Regions from separate parts of the Homo sapiens genome. Here region 1 is linked to region 2. A link is an interaction called in ENCODE POLR2A ChIA-PET data of the cell type or tissue named here. Cell type or tissue: OCI-LY7. All regions are shown on one strand. Links, peaks and the distances in the headings refer to the core of each region. The heading gives the core; the rest is flanking DNA. Region 1 overlaps SEPTIN11 (septin 11). Region 2 overlaps SHROOM3 (shroom family member 3).

Evidence for each region. Peaks named below come from ENCODE experiments on the same cell type or tissue, not always from the same donor. Only the 100,000 strongest peaks of a DNase experiment are listed, where the experiment ranks them.
Region 1: POLR2A ChIA-PET joins it to region 2 with 7 read pairs; 4 of 35 experiments call an interaction of 5 or more read pairs at or near these places.

What each region holds. Positions count from the first base shown.
Region 1 is chr4:76,992,270-76,996,663 of GRCh38, reverse strand. SEPTIN11 (septin 11) reads right to left here. Exons shown (of 10, transcript NM_018243.4): 2 at 125-239. Among named protein-coding and RNA genes, the nearest start is that of SEPTIN11, 45 kb to the right of the region's middle. RefSeq lists an enhancer at 2,104-2,253. In OCI-LY7, for the core only: no CTCF peak of the experiment used is centred there; a DNase peak (open chromatin) is centred at 2,373; H3K27ac peaks cover 939 bases.
Region 2 is chr4:76,762,495-76,766,888 of GRCh38, reverse strand. The region is part of intron 9 of SHROOM3 (shroom family member 3); the gene reads right to left. All of the region lies in intron 1 of SHROOM3-AS1 (SHROOM3 antisense RNA 1), which reads left to right. Among named protein-coding and RNA genes, the nearest start is that of SHROOM3-AS1, 38 kb to the left of the region's middle. In OCI-LY7, for the core only: no CTCF peak of the experiment used is centred there; no DNase peak of the experiment used is centred there.

The DNA of each region.
Region 1 (4,394 bases), core at 217-4,216, 230 kb before region 2:
GTTTTACTGATGAAAGAAAGAGAATAAACATGTCATTCTTATTTCACTGAAGCATGTCTCTCCGACAGTTACCTGTCAATATCTAAGGATCAAATTTCTTGCTGTGGGGTGATGAATAACTTACCAACACAAAGGATGTTGAAACAGAATCCTTGAGAAGTAGACTTGTTGACCAGCTGGTCAGGGAGGCTGTCAAATCCCACATGGCCAGACAAAGACAAGTTTCGAAGCTCTTCATTCTGCAATTTCAGGGGAGAAAGATTTGAGTGTCCATGAACCATGCCACCTGGATATCACATATCACAAACATTACATTCTTTCTTCTTCTTCCCTTGACATACATGGAAAAAGGAGACCCTCCACAGCTGCCTTGGCTTCTACACAGCTGAGGGCACTAACAACTCCAAAGCCAAGCTCTTTCCACAAAAGTCACAGTCTCCCAAAGCAGACCATCTCCCTGAGCATCTCATTCCTTGTTACAAGTGTACTGGTCCAGGGAAATTTGAGCTTCTAGAGGTGACTATTTCAGATATGCATTAAGTGACCAAAAAAACACAAAAACCTCCAGTCATTTTGATCACTTTCATTATTCAAGAAAAGCTTTCAATTTACTGTCAACTCATAGTGAAAAAATATTTAACACTCTTCCAGATACATAAAAGAACTTTGAAAAGCTCACAGTGGAGGATTCATACTCCTTACAATGATGACAATGCTCTACCTACCATAAATGCAGCATATTTAAAACTTCTCAGCACATGAGCTGGTTTCCTCTCCTCCATTAGTTTTACAGGTTTCTTGAGTCTTCTTCCCCCTCTTCACCCTGTAGCTCCTAGCACAGGCTCTGTAACTGCTGGAGTTTTGCAGAGTTTACCGATGTAGACTAGGGTAAGGTAGTTATCATACATTTTAAAATCACATAGGATATGGCTGGAAGCTAAAGTAAAATCACTGGGTGATTTATGCTGTTATATAAAATGGTACTGGCTGCCCCCACAACTTTGAATGCATCCCGTGGGTGTTGGAGATAATCTGTGAAACCTTTTTTTCTCAAGATGCAGAGATCAGCTACAGTCCCTCAGTTATAATATCATGGTTATGGTTTGCAATTTCAGAAATTAGACACTGAAAGTCTTCTCCTTGGAGACAGGACTCCTAGTGTTCTGGCTGTGTTGTCAATGAACTTTATATTCAAAATACTGGAGTCCAGGTGAGAAAATGATCCTCAAAGCTCCATTTTTATTTTTATTATTTATTATTTTTATTTTTATTATTTATTTTTTGAGATGGAGTCTCACTCTGTCGCCAGGTTGGAGTGTAGTGGCACGATCTCAGCTCACTGCAACCTCTGCCTCCTAGGTTCAAGTGATTCTAGTGCCTCAGCCTCCCGAGTAGCTGGGATTATAGGCACGCGCCACCACGCCCAGCTAATTTTTGTATGTTTAGTAGAGACAGGGTTTCACCATGTTAGCCAGGCTGGTCTTGAACTCCTGACCTCGTGATCTGCCCGCGTCGGCCTCCCAAAGTGCTGGGATTACAGGCATGAGCCACCACACCCAGCCATTTTTTTTTTTTTTTAGAGACAGGGTTGCACTGTCACTCAGGCTGGAGTGCAGTGGTGTGATCATAGCTCACTGCAGCTTCAAACTCCTGGGCTCAGCCAGCTTCAGCCTCCCAAGTAGCTGTGACTACAGGCATGTGCCACCACTCCCAGCTTCAATGTTCCATTTTATTTAAAAAAAAAAAAAAAAAAAAAAAAAAAAGCTTTGTACAGGATCACTTAGTCAATGTTTTCAAAAGACTGGTTTTCATCATCCTATTTTTATGTTACATAATCAAGAGGGTGATTTCTTTTAACAAGCAAGGACTAAGACCCCATTTCAAATGTTTGTGGTCACTATATAGGCACAGAAATGTGACTCCAGAAATGCAGTGATTTTAAAGGACTTCAATGGTTTTATTAATAATAAAATGTCTAAAGTCCATATCAGCTCTAAAATTCTGATTCTGTGAAATAAGACTAAAAGCCACCACACTGCCTGAATACCATGGTGGCAGCTGCAGATTTGAGGTCAATGGGACAGACAACAGATGTCTAGTCTATGAATAGTTTCCTTGAAACCTGCCAACAGTGAATATGAGACTCAAGAGTAGGCACTTATCCTTGACCAGGATGGCATGGTAGGCAGCTCACCAAACAGCTTCGAGGGCAGGCCCCAGTGGGCAGCAGTCCTTGTAGCTGGGCAAGCCTTCCAACAATACTGTACTTCTTCCAGCCCCAATCCTTGTACCTGCCCCTTCCTCTTTAGATACCTCAAAGGTTCAGACAGCAGGTGTTTTTAAGGTGTTTACCACATCCGCCAAGACTTGGGGGAGGAGGGTTTGAAATGAGTCCTGGGTTATTTTTAGAACTCTTTCCACCTAGCTGTGCAGTAGCTGTTGTGTATCAGGCTAGGAGAAGCCATGGCACCAGCCTTCATTTCTGCTACATCACTGACTTCAACCGTTCGTGAACGGTATGAAAGAGACAACGCAGGGCAGAACTATCATCCCACATTCCCTCTCTCCACCGCCACATAATTCTGTTAATTTCAGGGGGAGGGGAGAATGGTTTATTGCTCTGGATTCTGGATCGCTGGGTTTTTAGATACCAGATATCCACCTATGAACCAATCCTGGGAAAGAATCAGAGTTAGTAATTATAGCTCTCATCCCAGAACCCAAAGCTCAGCATCTCATATTCTCACCGTTTCCAAAACACGAGAAGCCACCCACACACCCACTAAGTATTTTTATACCCATTGAAAACCACATACAAAATGAAGGGTTATAAAACAGTTTGGTCTTGACATTTTTGAAATTTAAAGTTGTATCTTTAGAGTCTGTCTTCTAACACTGTAATATAGAATATGTAAATTTTATAATACAGTTTTTACATTTCATAATTTGAGCCTAATTCTCTGCCCAGTATTAAAGGAAACCTGAGAGTCACTGCCCATCAGTATGTGATGGGGGAAAGGGAAAAAGAAGTTCCTTCTCTGGTTTATGAACAGGCTTAAAAACTGGAGAGAACGGCACTGGAGGACATGCACAGGGCAGCTCTGAGCACCTTACCCAGTGCCTCCAGCACAGCAGCTGAACCGCATCCCTCCAGTCCAGCATTTTATAGCTCTTCCCTTAGCTACCACAAGCCAAGGATTGAGGGGTCTTTTTTGAGTCTCCAGGCCCAGTTTCAGGGAACTGCATATATTCCATGTCGTTAACACTAACACATCTGGAAACGACTCTCTGAATTTATCTCTAATATTGAACTCTGCTTGGCATCCAGTTCTGAATTTCTATCAGAGGAACACTTCTCTTGGGTTGTCCCATCTGTACTTCAAACTTGATGTTCATGAAACTGAAATCATATTCCTCTATCCCAAACTCGCCCCTTCTCCAGAGTTCCCTATTTCTGTTAACAGTACTTAGCCATGCTTGAGACCAGCTCCCCTCCCACCATCAACTCTGAAGTCTTATCAATACTACATCCTCCACATTTCTATTCCTACTAATTCAACAGCCTCCCAACTGGCCTCCCTGACTTGATCTCACCCTCTCTAATACTTCCTCCCTCCACCTTGCCATCAAGGGGATCTCGGTACTCAAGGTCCCCAATCCAAACTCCTTGGCCTGTCATTTCAGGGCCCCATGGGCTAACCTCAAGTCTCCATTCCTACTGAACCTCCCACTTCTCCCCAGGGAGCACCTTACACTGCAGTTAAATTAAATGACCACTCTTCTTGGGACAAACCCAGGTTTCTTCCCATCAGAATTTACTCACATTATTTCCTCTATGTGAAAGGCCCTTACAGCCAGTGTTTACATATCCAAATCTTCCAGATCCCAATAAAATTATACCTCCATCATTGTCTTTATTATGAAATCTTGGGGAAAATTTCACCAAACATTCTTCTGACCAATAAAAGGAAAATACTGATTGAAAAGCTGCTCAAGCTATTTGGAATTCCATCATGATAATAACAGCTAACATTTATCCCTTCCAATGCTCCAGAAAAGCCCTAATTTCTCTCTCTTAATAATTCTATAAATTAGTTACATTGTTACCCAAACTCAATTTACAGATGAGAAAACAGAGGCACCGTTTAGTAACTTGCCCAAGGTTTCCCAACTAGTAAAGTCAAGGTGCTGAAATTGGAACCCAGGAAGTCAGGTTCCAGAGTTGTCGAACATAGTCATTGCTATCTCATGAAACTGAAATTTATCTCATGAACTGAATATTAAGTTCCCAGGTAGCCCCAGACAGCATAATTATTTCAGCTGTTATAAAAATCCAATACATTAAAATAGAAGGAAAAAAATACTCTGAAACCATGATTCTCTGGCAACCTTAA
Region 2 (4,394 bases), core at 178-4,177:
TCTCATGGCTCAGCCACAGATGCTAAGGCCAGAATTACTGAGTGGTCACGTCAGTCACTCCTGGCTGAATGTTCCTCAGTTAGGTGGCATTTGAATTTTTTAAAAGCCCTAACGAGCCCCTTAAAATATGATAATTTGAATTTTAAAATGCAGTTAAGAGGGATTTGAGAAACTGACAGCAGCAAGAGAAAGCTGGCTGTACTAAATAGCCATTTCTTTGCCAGGCAGATCTCTTCCAAAAAACCTACCAATGTCTACCAGAATAACTCACCGGGGGAGGGAGAAGAGGTGTGTTTTGTTTTAAATAACACACTAGTCTCTCAGGAGCTACTTAATTTGTGAAATCATTTATCCACTTCTCATCTGGCATAAACTGTTAGCTCACCCTGTGTGAGATGCTATTTATACGAGTTCTTCCCCCAAACATAGCTTCATAGACCCTGCCTCCCACCTCATCCTCTGCAGAAATGTCCTCTGGACCCTTCCCCACTTCCTGCCTACAGCAGGATGAACACTGGACAAGGAGGCAGGAGGCTCTGACATAACATTCGGCATCAGGCAAGTCACTTGACCTTCTGTTTCTCAGTTATCCACAGCGAGAAGAAAATAACACCTGCCGAAAACTAATAATAATGTCTAATTAATTATTCAGCTCTTTCTCTGTGCCAGACACCATTTAAGTGTTTTACTATTCAATTACTACTTGCAACAACCCGGTGAGAGAGGTATTATTATTATCCCCGTTTACCGATGAGGAAAGTGAGGAGGATAGAGGTTAACTTGTTCAAGGCCATGCAGCTGGTACGTGACAGAGCCAGGCTTAAACGCAGATCATCTGGCTTCAGACTTTCATCACTTTATTAAAATAGCTCATAAGAATACTATGAGGCTCAAATGAGGCTGGCGGAAACCACAACATATGATATTAGTTTCAAAAGAAGTCATAACAGAAATAACGAAAACCATGAGGATGAAAAGAAAAGCCTTGTTTCTTTCCACTGTTGAGTTTTTCAAAAGCATTTTCTAGAAATTCGACTTCTCAAGTCATGAATGTTGAAATGGAGGCCAGAAATTTGAAGAGTTGAAGGCTGGTGCAATCACTTTGGAAAATATGAAAGTATTATACACATTCTAATTATATTTTTTGTGCAGTCGTAAGATTAGACAACAATTTGAAGATGACACACCGCTCATATTAGATAGATGTCTGTAGGGGGAATACTCCTTCCCCTGACAAGACCACATCGCCAGTAACGTCACTCTACACACACAGTTGGCCTCTGTGTGTCTCCGTCTTAAGAGTAATTCAGGACTACTAGCCAAGTGGTTGGGATTTAGGAATAGAGTGGAATTCAGCTTAGCTTGTAAAAACTAGGACGAGATAAAGCCATTTCTAGCATATAGGCATTGCTGGCATAATCACAGCTCACTACAGCCTCAACCCCCCGGCTCAGGTGATCCTCCCACCTCAGCGTCCCAGGTAGCTGGGATTACAGGCACGCATTACCACACTTGGCTAATTTTTTTTTTTTTTTTTGTAGAGATGGGGTTTCACCATGTTGGCCAGGCTGGTCTTGAACTCTTAGACTCAAGAGATCCGCCTGCCTTGGCCTCCCTAAGTGCTGGGTTACAGGCATGAGCCACTGTGCCCAGAATCTACAAGAGTCTTTAAAACAACTTTAAAAAGAGACCTTCTCAGCAAAGAAATAGAAACTATTTTTTAAATGTAAATTTTAGAACTGAAAACTATAATATTTGAAATTAAAAAAAAAAAAAATCACTGGCAGAATGGAGATAGGAAAGTCAGTGAACTTGAAAACAGACCAACAGAAATTATCCAATCTGAAGGACTGAAAGAAAACAGATTTAAAAAAAAATGAATGGAGCTTGTGGGACAATATGAACTGTCATTGAAATACTGTATCACTAGTCACTAAAGTCCTGGAGGGAGAAGATTAATGCATTAAGAATATTTGAAGACAGAATGGCTGAAAACTTCCAGAATTTGGTGAAAGACATAAATTTACAGAATCAAGAGGCTCAGCAAACCCCAAATACGATCAACTCAAAGAAAACTAAGTCCATCCAAATCATAATCAAAATGCTAAAGACGAAAGAGAGTGGCCAGAGGAAAACAACACATTGCATACAGGAGGAGCCAATATTTAAAGGACTGTGCATTTCTCATTAGAAACCATGGAAGCAAGAGGAAAGTGAACATTTGTTAAGTACTGAAAGAAAAGAGTCAACTCAACCCAGAATCCCATATCCAGTGAAAATGCCCTTCAAGGGTGACAGTGGAATAAAGACATTCCTAGATGGAGAAAACTAAAAGAATGTGTTATCAGCAGACCTATTCTGAAATAAATACTGAAAGGAAGTAAGACCAGAGGGAGAGCTGGAACTTCAGGAATGAAGGAAGAGCAGCGGGAATGGGCAGCTGAGAACCAGTGATCTCCTGAGAAAAGCTGACTCAGAGGAACAATAGATTCCTTTTGCCTTTTGAAATATTCCTCTAAGTTTCTGAAGCCAAAGCCTGTTGGACTTCAGAATAGGGAATTATGTGATTGGTTTAAGTAGAATTTTGCTTAATAATAAGGCAGGCTTTAGCCAAAAAATTGACAGCTCTGATTATTTACACTGTCTTTAGTTTTACGTATATCAAAAGTTCAGACAATGGAAGTTTCATATTTTAACTGATACTTACATTTACTTGGAATATTATTCATCATCTAGGATATATAAATAGAAATATCAAAGTGAAACTAAAGTGTTATTTTTAATTTATAAAATAGTTATTAGTAAACCAAGACTCTAGTTCCTAGCCTAGATATATATCTTAGGTTATTAATAACTTTAAATATTAAATAACAAATTATTACTTTGCAAAAGTTGGTCAAAGGCTACATTCTACCTCAAAACAATATTGGAGAATGGATATTGACCAAGTATCATTTTTCTAAACCATCATTAGAAAAGCTTGTTGTATTTCAGGAAGAAAACTGCATTTTGCTGAATATATTAAAGATGTTTTCAACAACATCACTTATTTAAAACTTTGTGTTTCCAAATCAGATATGTAAATGTAAGTGATACCAATGAAAATTCAATTACACATTTATAAACTTGTAGTTCATTACAACAAACTAAAATCTCAAAGGGTTCTCCATTGTCATATGATAAAATCCGAACTTCAGCATTTCACACAAAGCCCTACATGACCTTATGACCTACTGGCTCTTGTGAACCCTTCCAGCCTCATCTCCCACTGTTTGTGGCCTTCCTTTGTTATTTTCTAAATTTGGTAATTTTTTTTTCTTTTTTGAGACAGGGTCTCACTCTGTCACTCAGGCTGGATTGGAGTGGCACGATCTTGGTTCACTGCAGCCTCTGCCTGTCGGGCTCAAGCGATCCTCCCACCTCAGCCTCCCAAGTAGCTCAGACCACAGGTGTGTGCCACCATGCTCAGCTAATTTTTTAGTTTTTTAATTTTTTTTTTTTTGAGATGGAGTCTCGCTCTGTCGCCCAGTCTGGAGTGCAGTGGCACGATCTCAGCTCACTGCAACCTCTGCCTCCTGGGTTCAAGCAATTTTCCTGCCTCAGCCTTCCGAGTAGCTGGGATTACAGTTGTGCGCCAACACACCTGGCTAATTTTTTATATTTTTGGTAGAGATAGGGTTTCACTATATTGCTCAGGCTGGTCTCGAACTCCTGGGCTCCAGCAATCCTCCTGCCTTGGCCTCCCAAAGTGCTGGGATTACAGGTGTGAGCCACTGTGCCTGGCTTAAGCTTGGTGATTTTTTATTTAATCATGAGCCTTTGTTACATTCCAAAATATCAAACTACTTGAAGCACCCTTCTTTATCATACACATTCCATGCTTTTTCTTATCTTTTGGTTTCTCCTTATGCTTTTCCTTTTGTCTCGAATGCTCCTGACTCCTACCGATACATTCTTCAATGCTGATCTCAGGTTTTATCTTCCTGGAGGAGGTAAAATCTGACTCTACTCTCTTGAGTCAGGAACTGCTCCTTTGGGCTCCCCCAGTAGAGTCCATGTGTCTATCAGAAGACCAATAATGTAGTGCTAAAATAATCCACCTCTCTTGCCAGTCTAAAGTTCCAGGAAAGCAGACACAGTGTCTTATTCATGTTTGTATGCCCAAGGCAGAGCACAGTGTCTGAAACAGAGAAGGTGTGTTCTCACTAAGCATTTATGAGCCTAACATTTTACACTCACAAAGTGATGCAAACCCTCAGGCCACTTACAGCCTTAGAAGAAAGGATTGAGGGAAGAAGGAACCGAAGGAAATTCTAACTGGATGTGGAGGCCTCATTAACTAAATGGCCTTTTCTCATCTTTCTTTATCCCTGAAGAGCCAGATAAGCCCACAG